3 separate regions of the Homo sapiens genome follow, and all the other regions are linked to region 3. Evidence: chromatin contacts called from ENCODE Hi-C data. All regions are on one chromosome and are shown on one strand. Each heading gives the region's core, a stretch centred on a gene start or an enhancer-like site at or near the end of the contact. The rest is flanking DNA. Distances are from core to core; before and after follow the strand shown.

Region 1 (2,887 bases), core at 278-2,777, 5.5 Mb before region 3:
TGCAAAAGGAAAAGTGGGTTAGATAAAGCAAATGTGGCAAATCTTGATAGTTTTTGAATCTGGGTAATGAGTATATGGGGATGCATTGTGGCTTTCCTTCCCCCCTCATGTTGGACAGTTGTGGATGAGGCTGACTGTTAAACATTTTGGATCTCTAAATACTAGGCTTTTGTTTGAAAAAATTTCTCTAAAAAAAAAAAAAAAAGGCAAGTACTTCCAAAACACAATCCATCAATTCTCCAAAGCAGCATCTAATTATTTGATTGGCAACTGGATTTCTTGACTGTGGTATAAGTAGACTAAACACTAAACAGTACTCTGAACAATCTGTGGTTTTGCCTGCACTGTAGTTTTGCTTTAAGTTGGTATTTACAAAAATGACACCTGCAACTTTAGATTTAACAAGATTTTAAAATTACATGCATTTTTTACTGCCTAGTCTTATTTCGGACCCATTTTTTTCATTCTATTTCACTAGGCACTAATGTAGGCATGTGGTTCTATACAAATTATAGTTAAGATCAACAGTGAGGTGAATTACAGCAAAATTATCAATAAAAAGTTACCTGCTGACACAGCGCCGATAATTGTCAAAATATATTCTTCCTCTCTCATAGGCTATAGGTGACCTGGAATGAGTTGTCCAGACATTCTTAAATTTAGTACTTTCCTAAAAGACATAAAGAATTTCCGTTCAGGAAAGAACTCTTAGGCTTTAAGTTAGATTTTAAATTTTCAAAGCAACATAATGTCACCTATATTATTTTAAAACTTTTTGCATCCTTCCTCCACTCTGCCCTCATGTTTTGGCTTAATGAGGTGACCAACTTTTAGAATAATTGTTTCCAGGTAAGACATAAGAAGCGTAAAACTAAAAGCAGCTGGTGGCCCTATTACCACCTATCCCAGATTCCGGGCTTGTATCCTCCTCCCCATCACATGTGACCCTATAAAGGGAGGCCCCAGCGCGTTAAAACCGCATCCCCGCAGGAGGCTCGGCCGCCGCGCGCCCGCGGCCCTCCGTCCCGCCCCGGCCGGCTGGCGGTCACCTGGCACACCAGCGCCCGCAGGATGCCCAGGTTGGTCCTCTGCACCACGCCTGCGTCGCGCGAGAAGCAGCCCAGCGCCCGGCGACTCAGCCGGCTGCACACGTTGGGCTTCCGGGTCGGGCCCATGGAGGCGCGGGCCGGGCCCTGGGTAGGCTGGGCCGCCGAGTGGCGCGCCCCACACTCCCGTGCTGGGCAGCCGCCGCTGCCTTCGAATTTCGAGGCCCAGACTTTCCCGGCGGGGCCCAGGGAAAGCTGACACGGGGAGGCGGGCAGGGAGCACCCGACGGCGGGGCGAGGGAAAGCAGAGCCGCTTGCACCGCCAGAGCGCGGAGAGAAGGGAAGAAGCACTCCCTTTTCGATCTGCCCCAGGCTCTCTGGCCGCTGACAGTGCGACGCTCCGGTACCGCGCGGCCGGCCGGAGCCGCTCTCTCACCGGGAAATGTAGTTCCTAGTGCCTCGTGAGGCAGCCCGGCTTCTCCCAGGAACTACAATTCCCGTCAGGCGGCGGGGAGCGAGGGCTTGCCCGGCCCTGCCTCTGCCTGCCGCGGCCCCGCCTCCTCCGGCCCGCGGAGGCTGCGCTGTCTTGCGGGCGCGCTTCTCTGTGCTGCGAGTGGCTAGCTGGGCAGAGCCCTGGGGGCGCGGTGCTGCCGCCTCCAGGTCTCCGCCCCGTGTGTGCGCCCTGCACTTAGGGATCCCTCCCTCACTGCCCCGGTACTCACAAGCTTCTCGGCCCCGACCTTCGCCCTGGGAGGTTCTGGCCAGGTGCCGGGAGGGGCGCTGTGTCGAGGGCGATCCCCCCAAAGCAGCGTCCCGTGCTAAAGGTACGCCCCGCGGCTTTCCCTTCAGCCGCATGTTGGCTGAGGGGGACGGTAAACTGTGCTTTTGTATTAGGAAGATGCTGGCTTCCCATTCACTCTTAGTTTCACCCTCCAAACTGGGATTGAGTTACTCTTTCCCGGAGGCTTGTCCTTGGGTGGCCTGCGGGGACACTGACTGGTTTTGCGATAATTGCTTCATTTCATTTCCTCTCGCCTCCATTCTTTTTTCTTTATAGGGAATAAAATATGAAATGCTTACATTCTTATTGGACGGCCTAAGATATTCCTCGTCGATGTCTCTAAGTAAAAGATATACTTTGTTAACTAGCCCTGCCTGTATGTTCAAAGTTCCCAGCACACTAAACTTTCAGCAAGCTTGCACCACATGTGTCCCACCGCCATGCTCTAAGTCCCTTAAGGGTGGGGCCGCTGTATCTCCCACGTGGACTTGGGCATGCTACCTCTTGTTCATAGGTGCTCAAAGAAAGCCAGCGATCGCACCTGACTGGCAGAGCAAAAAGTACAGTACAGCAGGTCCTTGAATCGCATTTTTTCGTTCAGTGTCATTTTGTATAACTTGATGAGAAAAAATAATAATTTCCTACCGGGGCTACTGTTTGTGTGGATCTTGCCCCTTCTCCCCACGTCTGCATGGGTTTTCACCAGGTACCCCAGGGTACTGCCTCCCACATCTCAGTGCAGGCTGGATGAATTGGCCTTGTCTGTGTTTCCTGTCTGAGTGTGAGTGTGAGTGCTCCCTGCGATGGAATGTCGTCGTGTCCAAGGGTTGGTTCCCACCTTGCACCCTGAGCTGAGGGGATAGGCTTCAGCCACCCTCGACCCTGAACTGGAATAATTAGGTAAATAACTATCTTACTTGTTTTTATTAATCTTCCTTAAATGTATGTATAGCTCCCATTTATTTCAATGTTTAATATTAGAAGTGTTTTGGTTTGTATTTAGGAGTTTGGTGATGTTTTTGTGACCAGAAATATGTTATAGGAACTTAACTTTTGTTTA
Region 2 (3,088 bases), core at 437-2,936, 8.3 Mb before region 3:
GAATTGCTTGAACTCGGGAGGCGGAGGTTGCCGTGAGCCCAGATCACGCCACTGCACTCCAGCCTGGGCGACAGAGTGAGACTCCATCTCAAAAAATAAAAATGAATTCTCGCTGAAAGGAAACAGATTTTTCAGATAGTTTTAGTTTTACTTTTTATTTGTATTTATTTTGTTAGAGATAAGGTCTTGCTCTACACCCAGGCTAGAGTGCTGCGGCAGTGATCATAGCTCACTGCAACCTTGAGCTCTCAGGCTCAAGCCATCCTCTCACCTCAGCCTCCTGAGTAGCTGGGACTACAGGTATGTGCCACTACACCCAGCTAATTTTTGTTTTTTGGTAGAGATGGGGTCTCACCACGTTGTCCAGGCTGTTCTCCAACTCCTAGGCTCAACTGATCCCCCTATCTTGGCCTCCCAAAGTGCTGGGATTACGGCCAGATTTTCAGTTAGATTGTGGTTTGAAATATGCTGCTGCCATTTACTAGTTGTGTGACTTCATCCAAATTAATCAACCTTTCTGATATTGTTTCCTCACTTGTAAAATGGGGATGGCGACCTATTTACATCCTTTAATATTAATAGCAACTAATCCCTTTAAAAGGAGCTTCTAGTGTCACAATTTTTGGACAGGTATCATATTCATTACAACAAATACCTGAATGACATCTGAAGGCCAGGACCTAAATGAAAGAATTCCTTCTCCAGTGGCGCTCATGGTATTGATATGATGTGGGTGAGATGGGATGAAATCCTAATATTAACAACAGCGACTACTCACAAGCCTTTTCTGTATGTGCTGAGTACTGTTGTTATGAGCTCAACACGCATTGTCTCATTTTATTCTCACACGAATAACCTCATAAGGTGGTTTTAATAGCCTCATTTTATCCAGAACGAAATTGAAGTCCAGAGAAGTTAATTTGTCTAGGGTCATACAGTCAATGAGTGGCGAAATCCAGATTGGAAATTCCCAAATTTCAAAGGCCCCTGCTCTCAACTACCAAGAGGAAAAGGGGGGAAATTGGCTCAATTAAACGCATTCTGTGATCCAGTACCTGTGTGCGACGCTTTAACTATAAGGCGAGGAAGAAATCCCTAGACCAAAGTTTCCCTTAGCCCCTTTTCCTTCAAGAACTTTTAGTTAACAGCTTCTCTCCGCACAGACTGAGCGAATAAAGTTATAGAAAAGGGAGATGGGCTAGCGGCCACGCGGTCCTCGGGGCTGGTGTGGCTGTTTGCCTGACTTCAGACGCCCCGGATCTCCCGGAGGGAAGTCAGGGCCCAAGGCACTCCGCAGTCCAGCTGGGAAAGCTTGGGGCTGTAGGCCCGCGAGTGAACGTGAGCAGGTAACCCAGGCCGCGCAGCCAGACGGAAGCGGAGACCTAGAACCGAGAAGCCCACGTGCCGAAGCGGAAGACTAGAGCTCCCGGGAACGGCCTAGCCAGCGCCTTCCCCTCTCCAGCTCCCTGCCGCCGCGCGGCTCCTCCCACCCTGGGCTCCTCCCGCCCTACTCCCGCCTCCCCGGCCGGTTAGGCCAATGGGCGGGACGCGCGGGCAAGGCGGGGAGGGGCGGGGCCCATGGTCTGCGCGCAGGTGCCGCTCGGCGCCCGGCCCGCCCGTTCCGCCGCTGTCGCCGCCGTCGTGCGTGCCGCTCGGCGGAGGGGACGGGCCTGCGTTCTCTCCTCCTTCCTCCCCGCCTCCAGCTGCCGGCAGGACCTTTCTCTCGCTGCCGCTGGGACCCCGTGTCATCGCCCAGGCCGAGCACGGTGAGGCCCTCAGGGAGCCCGGGGGCGCGATCTCCGCCAGGTCTTCGGCGCCTGGGCTCATTGCCCTGAGGCTGGCGCGGGGCCCGGGCCCAGTGGCCAAGATGGGGCCAGGGCAGCGGGTGGCTTGGGGATGTGTGGATGAATGAGGCGCTGTCGGACTAGGCCGCGCGTCGGGAGATCGGCCTACGCCTCACGCGGGAAAGCCCTGGGGAAAGCCTTCTCCCGACGCCAGGACGCCCGGTGGCCCAGTCCGGAGAGGAGGATGGGGGGTGGGGCCCACTTTGGGTGGGCTGCCGGCCACCTCTCTGTAGGCCAGAGGACCCGACAGGCGCTGTTCCTGTATCTGTTCTTTGGAGGCCTGGGAGTTGGCCAGGAACAGGTGTCAGGACGCTGAGAAGGGAAATTCCTGGCCCTCGGGGTCAGGGATCAGAGGCTGGAATACTACTGCAAGGGCAGGGCCCCAGCGTGGTCCTAGGAGGTACAACTCTCAGCCAGAAGACTGGGACAGTTTTAGTTCCCAGCTTCTGAGACGTGAGCTTAGCGGTCTTTGTGATTTCACTTTGCAGTCCAAGGGTGGGAGTAATTCTGCACGCATGATTTGGAGACAGAACTAGTAAGGGACAGAGAAAGTTTCGACTTGTAAATAAAAAGGTTCCGTCGATTAATTTACCATTAGAAATAGTAACCATAATGTAGATTTTGGAGGTTGCTTATGAGGACTGATGAGCCGTACCTTCAGTGCCAAAGGTGGGAGGGACTTGGTGGAAGGACCCCAGTACCTGGTGGGTGTTCATCTATGTGAAAAATGGGGGTTGTGGGCGAATGGGAAAGATAAGATTCCAGATTATAGAGGAATGGTTTGGTGTGAAGGGTGACTTGGCTGCTGGTGGTTCCACAATGGAATTTTCTTTGACTGTCTTCTGTGTACTTGCTTCCAAATGCTTTCTTTCATATAACCATATATCAGGTTAAGATATAAAGTGTTTTGTGAGCAGTCTGGATGGAAGATTGGTAGCTAAACTCTAAGTTTATCTTTGATTCCTGGTGCCACAAATATTTTATTTATTTATTTATTTATTTAAGACAGAGCCTAGCTTTGTCGCTCAGGCAGAGCCCAGTGGCGTGATCTTGGCGCACCGCAACCTTCGCCTCCCGAGTTCAAGCAGTTCTCGAGCCTCAGCCTCCCGAGTAGCTGGAATTACAGGCTGCGCGCCTGATGGCCGGCTAATTTTTTTGTATTTGTTTTTCTTTTTAGTAGAGACGGGGTTTCTCCGTGTTGGCCAGGCTGGTCTCGACTCCTGGTCTCAAGCAGTCTGCCCACC
Region 3 (2,889 bases), core at 360-2,859:
ATCGATTTTTCAGGAAAGACAAGAGTTTTTCCTGGCCTGAGATCCAAAATAAATTTCTTACATGAGATCTAGTAAGGGCACAGGGCACACCAAGTCACCGTGAGTGTCAAAGCAAATCTCAGAGTACTTTTAATCCAACAAACATTTATGAAACATCAGGCTTGGTGTTTTGTGCTAAATAATTCAACCTTAGAACAGAATTCAGTGAAGAGAATACGAGGCTAAATTAATATGACTTTCAAGATCTCCAAAAGGTAGGTTGATCATCTGTTCTGTTAACCATGATCCTGAGATATTTCCTTACAGATGAACTTTTCTCTTATAACCAAAGGTTTACAGTTCAAGATTATACACTTCATTGAGCACCCTGGTCCTGTGGTATTCTTTGCTGTATACCAAGTGCGGATTAATCCGCAGCTTTGAAAATCAAAGAGATATCACCAGTTGTTCATCACCACAGACATTTAGCTGGACTATAAATATTGGAAAGAAAAAAAAGTTGCTCGTGAAAATACGTGGTGAATTCCTTTAAAGAGAAACCGGTGAGAAATATTGCTTCACCTTAAAGCCTAGGATGGTAGCTACCGTTTTTCTCAAGACTGTCCTTACATAACCTATTGGCATGGGGAAAAAGTCAATGTTTATAAACTCCTTAAGAAACTTAAAATCTGGAAAAGGCAACTACGTATCATGTCAACTAAAGTAAGATAATTAACACTAGGATCAAAATTTGGAATCCACGTGAAAGATTCTGCAAAGATCACTTAAATCTCAGACCTTATGCACTATTTTAAATATTTATTTAAGCAGAAATAGAAAATCTTAGTCTATTATATTTCCATTTAATTTCCTGGACTTAAGAAATCTATGTGTGACTGATTGAGTTGCCTAATGGGGTGCAAACATAAAAATTTGCATTGGGATTCATTTTATTCTCAGTTTAAAATCAGTAGTATCATTGAAAACAAGACACTAATTTTCTGGAAGTTTAATTTATTTGTCCCTCTTATTATCGGGGCTGGTAAAAAAGGGCTAATTGAACACACATTCTAACAAAGATTGCAGCAACGCCTGCAAAGACGGGCCCAAGCGCACCGTATTTCTGTTAAGAACGTGTGATTTTTTTTTTCTGCGCCACCTTGTGGCCGTAAAACAACTTGCCCACGTGAAAGTTGACCGCTTTTTCCCGCGCCGGCAGAGCCTTGCTGAGAGCCGCACTGCGGGAATCCGCCTCCAGACAAACGTGCAGAAAATGGTGTCTTCCTTTACAACCAGTGACAGGAAACAGACTTCCCCTTCTTCATACTCCGTTTCCTTTATTCCTGAATTCCATTTCCTCGGCCCGCCCACCCACTGTCCTCAGACAGCCGTTTCCCAGTGTGACCTCCTTTTCCAGCTGCACTCTCCGGCGGAGGCCCTTTTCCCAGCCCGGACCCTCCCGGGCGGCCCTCGCAGCCCTCACCTCCGGGTCCCCGCCGCCCCTGCTCCATTACAGCACGATCCCCGCCACACAGGCCCGCCTCTCCCTCCGACAGCCAATCGCGGCGCGACCCCGCCCCTCCCGCTGGGGCCCGGGGCGCTAGAGCGCTCCGGGAGGCTAGGGGAGCTGAATTCTGCGTCTTCCTTTAGGCTGCGGCGAGACAATCCCCAGAGCCCCGCGGCCCGGCCTCGGGGCAGCCATGGACTCGCAGGAATTGAAGGTGAGCGGGTGAGCGGGTGAGCGGGTGAGCGGGCGGGCGGGCGGAGTTCCTTTGCGGCCTTTTGGCCCGGGGGCGCGGAGGGAGCTCGGGTGGCTTCGCTAGGCCGCTGTTTCCCTGCGGTGCCCCGGCTGCTCGGGTTGCGGGGTGGGCCTGCAGCCTCTGCTCACGGCCGGTCTCCGCGGGCCCTGCTGGGGAAGCCCAGGTCTGGGCAGCCCGCCCGCTCGGTGTTTCTGAATTGCTGGTCCCCATGCTGTTGGTTGTGTTTACTTTTGTATCATGTTTACTAGGAAAGCTTGGGTTACCTATGACACTGCGCCTCCGGGTGCGATTTTTAAGGACTTAAGGCAAACTAGTGTCAGCTCCCACACTGGACAGTAAAAAGAGCGCAGAAAGATTATATGAAACCCATTAAAGACGTAAGACTTAAAAGTGGAGGGGTCGTTATTTTAGGGTGATGGTCTTCTCTGTTTATCACTGACTCATTCATTCAGCAAATATTAATGACGGTCAACTTAAGAAAGGCTGATATAAAACAGTTAAAGACATGAGGCTTGAAAATAAAATAACTTTTCGGATGTTGGTCTTCTCTATTCATTTGTTCACTGAATCACTCGTTCAGCAAATATTTATGAAGGGTTACTGTATGTCCATTAGAAGCTGGAGATAGCAGTGAGCAAAACTGAACAGTTTCTGCCTTCTCAGATTTTACAGGCTAATTAATGCTGGGGAAAAACCCTAATTCAGTTGACTCAACAAATATTTACTGAATGCCTCCTATGTGTCTAGCACTGTTCTAAGCACTGAAATAATAAAACCAAGAAAAACTCTTCCAATCTTGGAGCTTACATTTGAGTAGGAGGAGTCAGACAACAAGTAGGTAAATGAAATGTGTATCCTGTGAGATGGTGATAAGTGGATGGAGGACAATTTGGCGATGTAGGAGGTTAGGGAATGCTGAAATGTCTTGTTTTTCTGCCTGAAGTTTTACATTATCCTCTGTTCTAGCTATCCCCCTATATCCTTACATTTTTTTATTCCCTTAAATGTATTATTTGCACTGCCACCCAAATGAACATTTTAATAAAAACACTTTAATGTAAAATGTAAAAATGGGCCTCCTCATTACTTAGACTTGAGGTTCAAGTCCAAGTACTTAATATGAGGCTTTTCACCCCACCTTCGTCTCCAA

Evidence for each region. A loop is a pair of places that touch in the nucleus more often than their neighbours do. Pooled maps may share reads with other maps.
Region 1: a loop to region 3 is called in a map of CD8-positive, alpha-beta T cell, with 17 times the contacts of the local background. The contact joins the promoter of DCAF17 here to the promoter of TTC21B in region 3. A Hi-C loop is called at or near these places in 2 of 168 maps with a recorded cell type or tissue (CD8-positive, alpha-beta T cell and naive thymus-derived CD4-positive, alpha-beta T cell) and 4 of 50 pooled maps.
Region 2: a map of CD8-positive, alpha-beta T cell shows a loop between it and region 3 (16-fold over the local background). The contact joins the promoter of OLA1 here to the promoter of TTC21B in region 3. A Hi-C loop is called at or near these places in 2 of 168 maps with a recorded cell type or tissue (CD4-positive, alpha-beta memory T cell and CD8-positive, alpha-beta T cell) and 5 of 50 pooled maps.

The regions. Positions count from the first base shown.
Region 1 is chr2:171,432,866-171,435,752 of GRCh38, reverse strand. DCAF17 (DDB1 and CUL4 associated factor 17) reads right to left here and starts at 1,527. Exons shown (of 14, transcript NM_025000.4): 1 at 1,050-1,527; 2 at 567-670. The coding sequence starts at 1,175. It overlaps METTL8 (methyltransferase 8, tRNA N3-cytidine), which reads left to right and starts at 1,763. Exons shown (of 10, transcript NM_001321154.2): 1 at 1,763-1,870. RefSeq lists enhancers at 701-1,260, 2,080-2,149, 1,822-2,382, 2,360-2,529 and a silencer at 860-1,769.
Region 2 is chr2:174,247,130-174,250,217 of GRCh38, reverse strand. OLA1 (Obg like ATPase 1) reads left to right here and starts at 1,686. Exons shown (of 11, transcript NM_013341.5): 1 at 1,686-1,766. RefSeq lists a silencer at 1,381-1,900.
Region 3 is chr2:165,952,496-165,955,384 of GRCh38, reverse strand. TTC21B (tetratricopeptide repeat domain 21B) reads left to right here and starts at 1,609. Exons shown (of 29, transcript NM_024753.5): 1 at 1,609-1,700. The coding sequence starts at 1,680. RefSeq lists an enhancer at 845-1,594 and a silencer at 1,359-1,758.